2 separate regions of the Homo sapiens genome follow, and region 2 is linked to region 1. The links are chromatin loops, found by intact Hi-C in ENCODE. Cell type or tissue: Panc1. All regions are shown on one strand. Links, peaks and the distances in the headings refer to the core of each region. The heading gives the core; the rest is flanking DNA. Region 1 has its middle 240 kb from the start of LINC02963. Region 2 has its middle 310 kb from the start of LINC02963.

Region 1 (2,920 bases), core at 173-2,672:
ACTCCTGAGTGAAAAGAAAGGTTTAACTCCATGAGCTGAGTGCGCACATCACAAGTAGTTTCTCAGATAGCTTCCTTCTAGATTTTATCCTGGGATAGTCGCTTTTTCACCATTGGCATGAATGAACTCCCAAAAGTCCATTTGCCAATTCTACAAAAAAAGTGTTTTCAAACTGCTGAATGAAAAGAATGGTTTAACTCTGGGAGATGAATGCACACATTACAAAGCGGTTTCTGATATAGCTTCCCTCCAGTATTTATCTGTATTTTCCTTTTCACCATAGGCCTCTATTCACTCCCAAATATCCCTTCACAGATTCTACAAAAGTGTGTTTAAAAATTGCTGAATGAAAGGAAAGGTTTAACTCTGCAAGATCAATGCATATATCACAAAGCAGTTTCTCAGATAGCTGTTTCAAAAGAGCTGGATGAAAAGAAGGAACATCACACACTGGAGACTGCTGTGGGGTTGGGGGAGGGGGGAGGGATAGCATTAGGAGATATACCTAATGTAAATGATGAGTTAATGGGTGCAGCACACCAACATGGCACATGTATACATATGTAACTAACCTGCACGTTGTGCAAATGTACCCTAAAACTTAAAGTATATTAAAAAAAAACAAAAACAAAAACAAAAAAAAAAAGAAAAAAAAAGAAAAGACAGGTTTCACTCTTCGAAACGAATACACACATCACAAAGTGGTTTCTCAGGTAAATTCCTTCAAGTTTTTTTCTTGGGATATTGGCTTTTTTGCCATTGCCCTCAATGAGCTCCAAAATGTCCATTCACAGAATGGACAAAAACAGTTTTTCCCAACTGCTGAATGAAAAGAAAGGTTTCACTCAGCGAAATGAATGCTCACATCACAAAGCAGTTTCTGTGATGGCTTCCTTTTGTCTTTTATTCTGGGGTACTTGCTTACTCACCATTTCCTCAATGAGCTCACAGATGTTCATTCGCAGAGTGGACAAAAAGAGTGCCTCCAAACTAGTGAATCAAAAGAAAGGATTAACTCTGTTAGATGAATGCACACATCACAAAGTACTTTCTCAGAAAGCTTCTTTCTAGTTTTTATCTGAAAATGATTTCTTTTTCACCATAGGTCTGAATGCTTTCCCAAATATCCCTTCGCAGATCCTAAAATAACAGTGTTTCCAAACTGCTGAATGAAGAGAAATGTTTATCTCTGGGAGATAAATGGAAACATCTCAAATCTGTTTCACAGATAGCTTCCTTCTAGTTTTGTCCTGGGATATTAACTTTTTGGACTTTGGCCTCAATGAGCTCACAAATGTCCATTCACAGAATGAACAAAAACAGTGTTTCCAAACTGCTGTATCAAAAGAAAGTTTTAACTCTGTGAGATGAAAGCATACACGACAAACTAGTTTCTCAGAAAGCTTCTTTGTAGTTTTTATCTGGTGATATTTCCTTTTTCAACATGGACCTCAATGTGCTCCCCAATATCCTTTTGAATTATGAAAAAACAATGTTTCCAAACTACTGAATAAAAAGTACAGTTTAACTAGGTAGGATGAACGCATACATCACAAAGCAGTTTTTCAGAAAGCTTTCATCTAGATTGTATCCTGGGATATTCACTTTCTCACCTTTGGGCTCATTGAGCTCCCAAATGTCCATTCACAGAATGAACAAAAACAATGTTTCCACAGAATGGACAAAAACAGTGTTTCCAAACTGCTCAATCAAAACAAAGGTATAAATCCGTGAGATGAATGCACACATCACAAGGCAGTTTCTCAGAAAGCTTCTTAATAGTTTTTATCTGAAGATAATTTCTTTTGCAAAATAGGCCTCAAATCTCTCCCTTCACAGATTCTACAAAAAGAGTGTTTCCAATCTGCTGAATGAAAAGAAACTTTTAATCCTAGGAGATGAATGCACACATCAAAAATCGTTTCCTCAGATTGAATCCTTCTAGTTTTTATCCTGGGATATTCTCGTTTTCATGATTGGCCTCAATGAGATCACAAATGTCCATTTGCACAATGGACAAAAAGAGTGTTTCAAACGGCTGAATGAAAATAAATGTTTAACTCTCTGAGGTGAATGCACACATCACAAAGTAATTTCCCAGAAAGCTTCTTTCAGGTTTTAAACTGAAGATATTTTATTTTTCCCCTTAGGTATCATTGTGCTCTCAAATATCCCTTTGCAGATTTTACAAAAAAAAAGTTTCTAAACTGCTTAATGAATAGAATAGTTTAAGTCTGCAAGATGAACGCACACAACAGATAGCGGTTTCTCAGATAACTTCCTTCTAGTTTTATCCTGGGATATTTGCTTTTTTGACACTGGCCTTAATGAGCTCCCAAACGTCCACTCCAGAATGGACAAAACCAGTGTTTCCAAAATGCTGACTCAAAAGAAAAGTTTAACTACATGAGATGAATGCACACAACACAAAGCAGTTTCTCAGAAAACTTCTTTCTAGTTTTTATCTGAAGATATATTGTTTTTCACCACAGGCCTCAATGCACTCCAAAATATCACTTCACAGATCCTACAAAAACAGTGCTTCCAAACAGCTGAATGAAGAGAAATTTTTAACTCTGTGAGATGAATACACACATCATAAAGTGGTTTCTCAGATAGCTCCCTTTTAGATTTCATCCTGGGATATTCACGTTTTTGCCACTGGCCTCAAAGAGCCCAAAATGTCCATATGCAGAATGGATAAAAACAGGGTTTCCAAATTGCTGAAAAAAAGAAAGTTTTAATGCTTTGACATAAATGCACACATCATAAAGCAGGCTCTCAGAAAGCTTCTTTCTATTTTTTATCTGAAGATATTTTCCTTTTCACCATAGGCCTCAATGCACTCCCAAATATCAATTGGTGGACTTTACAAAATCAGTGTTTCCAAACTGCTGCATCAAATCAAAGTTTAACTCTA
Region 2 (2,920 bases), core at 142-2,641, 72 kb after region 1:
ATAGCCCTACAATCTGCCAGCTTTATGTTGGACAAGTGCTTTCACCAGTTTGAGCCCAATTTCCCGAGGCCTATATTCTTCATTATATTGATGATATTTTAATTGCTGCCCCCACTGATAAAGAATTAATCGATTGTTACAAAATTTTGAGCCACTGTGTTACAGAGGCTGGAATACACATCGCTCAGGATAAAATTCAACAGACCACTCCTTTTCAATATTTAGGAATGGTGGTTGATAAACAATGTATTCAACCTCAAAAAGTTCAAATTAGGAGATATTCTTTAAAAACTTTAAATGACTTCCAAAAACTTTTGGGTAACATTAATTATCTAAGACCTACTTTAGGCATTCTGACCTATGTGCTGTCTAATTTGTTCTCTATGCTGTGGGGAGATTCCTATCTCCACAGAGCTAGGACTTTGACCCCTGAGGCTTTACTAGAATTGGAATTCGTAGAGGAAAGAATCCAGACTGCCCAGTTATCTAGAGTAGAGCCGTTCCAGTCTTTTCAGCTTCTGGTTTTTGCTTCATTACACTCCCTTACTGGACTAATAGTTCAACATAATGATTTAATGGAGTGGAGTTTTCTTCCTCATTCTATGTCAAAAACTTTGTCTGTTTATCTAAACCAAATAGCCATATTAATTGGACAGACTTGGTGCAGAATACTTCAAATTTCTGGATTTGATCCAAATGTAATTGTAGTTCCTTTAAATCAGCTCGAAGTTCAAGCTGCAATTCAGCATTCTGTACTGTGGGAAATTCACTTGGCTGATTTTATTGGCATTATTGACAATCATTATCCGAAAAACAAATAGTTTGATTTTATAAAAATGACGTCTTGGGTGGTTGCTCGATTAACCAAAGATCAACCCATTCCTGAGGCCATTACAGTGTTCACTAATGGCTCCAGTAATGGCAATGCTGGCTATATAGGTCCTACAGACAAACATTTCTACCTTTTATACTTCTGCTCAAAAGGCAGAGCTAACTGCTGTGATTACTGCCTTACAGGATTTCCCCAAACCTTTAAATATTGTTTCAGATTCCACTTATGTTTTACATGCCACTAAAATTTAAAAACTGCTACTGTCAAACATATTGATAATTCTGATTTGGCTTCTTTATTTTCAGGGTTACAACAGGCGGTTCACCAATGTAGACACCCTTTCTATATTACACATATTAGATCTCATACCACTTTACCAGGACCCATGTCTGCCAGTAACCATAAAGTTGACTGTTTGGTCTCTTTTACAACCCAAGAAGCTCAGGAGTTCCATAATCTCACTCATGTCAATGCTGCTGGATTAAAAGATAAATTTGCTCTTACTTGGAAACAGGCTAAGCTTATTTTTCACAGCTGCCCTCAGGTCCAGTTCTTCGTACTTCCAAATCAGGAACCTGGCGTTAATCCTAGAGGCCTAATTCCTAAAGCTTTATGTCAAATGGATGTGAGTCATGTTAGCTCCTTTGGCAGACTGTCATATGTGAATGTCTCTGTAGATACCTTCTCAGGTTTTATCTGGGCTACTTGCCAAACAGGGTAAGGCACGACCCATGTTAAGAAACATCTGTATTCTTGCTTTGCAGTTATGGGGCTTCCATATCGAATAAAAACAGACAATGCCCCTGGATATGTTAATAAGGCTTTTGATTCATTTATGAAACAGTGGGGAATTTCCCATATTACTGGAATCACTTACAATCCTCAGGGACAGGCTGTGGTGGAAAGGGCCAATCACACTTTAAAAACCCAATTGTCCAAACAGTCTGAACAACCAAAACATGATTTAACTACTCCCCACTCCCAATTACATTTGGCATTGTTTACTTTAAATTTTTTAAATGTTTCTAAAGATAATACTCTAACTGCAGCCGAATGCCATTATACACGCAAAAAAAATCCTTAAACGAAGGCAAGCCAGTGTTATGGAAAAACTCCTAAACCAATTCCTAGGAACCTGGCACAATTATAACGTGGGGAAGAGGATATGCTTGTGTTTCACCAGGAGATCTTCAATCCCCTGTCTGGGTACCCACCAGAAGACTCAAGCTTCGGGTGAATACTGACAATGAAAACCACAGAGAAAATAGGTCTGTGTCAGAGACTGCCCTCAGACGTGTTGAGATCTGTGCTGACTCCTAAGAAACAGGCACACCAAATCACAATGGGTGTAAATCAGTCCTCCCTGATGGCAATGGAGACCCATCTAACCAATCCCACTTCTCCTCATTACCTTTCTTTTTCTCCTTACAAACCTAAAAGTCTCACCTTTTCTACTAGCCTGAAAATAACATCCCTCTGTTCTTCTCTTCCTCCTTCAGCACTCAATCGTTCTTACACTAGTGTTTACTTAATAATTCTCCACCTTATACTTTCTGTCTCACCAGTTTCCTCTCACACTAATTTACCTGCTACACATAATTATTCTTATTGGGCTTATGTGTCTTTTCCTCCACTTATTCCGACTTCTCATCTGGGTAGATACTCCTGCAGAAATCTACACTAATGATAGTGTGTGGATGCCTGGAGCCAGAGATGACCATTGCCCTGCTCAACCAGGAGAAGAAGGCACTGCATTTAATGTTACCATGGGCTATAAATACCACCTTCTGTGCTTCAGACATGCATCTGGTTGCATACATCTAGAAACTCAGGTCTGGGCTGCTTATCTTCCGGAAAGATCAGCTACAGATAAAACGGGACATATGGTCTCTGGCCTCTCCCTTTCTCCTTTAAAACAAACGAAAGGAGGAGTAATGGGAGATACCCCATACTTTCAATATAAACCTGCAGGAAAACCGTGCCCTAAAAATTTTGAGGGCCCATCTAAAACTTTAATTTGGGGAGATTGTCTTAACTCACATGCAGTAATATTAAAAAATGACTCATATGGTTTAGTAATAGACTGGG

What was found. Hi-C counts contacts between places; a loop is a spot of excess contacts. Peaks named below come from ENCODE experiments on the same cell type or tissue, not always from the same donor. Only the 100,000 strongest peaks of a DNase experiment are listed, where the experiment ranks them.
Region 2: it touches region 1 in a loop (2.3-fold over the local background); 3 of 110 quality-filtered maps call a loop at or near these places.

The regions. Positions count from the first base shown.
Region 1 is chr12:34,453,514-34,456,433 of GRCh38, forward strand. No RefSeq gene overlaps it. Among named protein-coding and RNA genes, the nearest start is that of LINC02963, 240 kb to the left of the region's middle. In Panc1, for the core only: no CTCF peak of the experiment used is centred there; no DNase peak of the experiment used is centred there.
Region 2 is chr12:34,525,686-34,528,605 of GRCh38, forward strand. No RefSeq gene overlaps it. Among named protein-coding and RNA genes, the nearest start is that of LINC02963, 310 kb to the left of the region's middle. In Panc1, for the core only: no CTCF peak of the experiment used is centred there; a DNase peak (open chromatin) is centred at 1,466.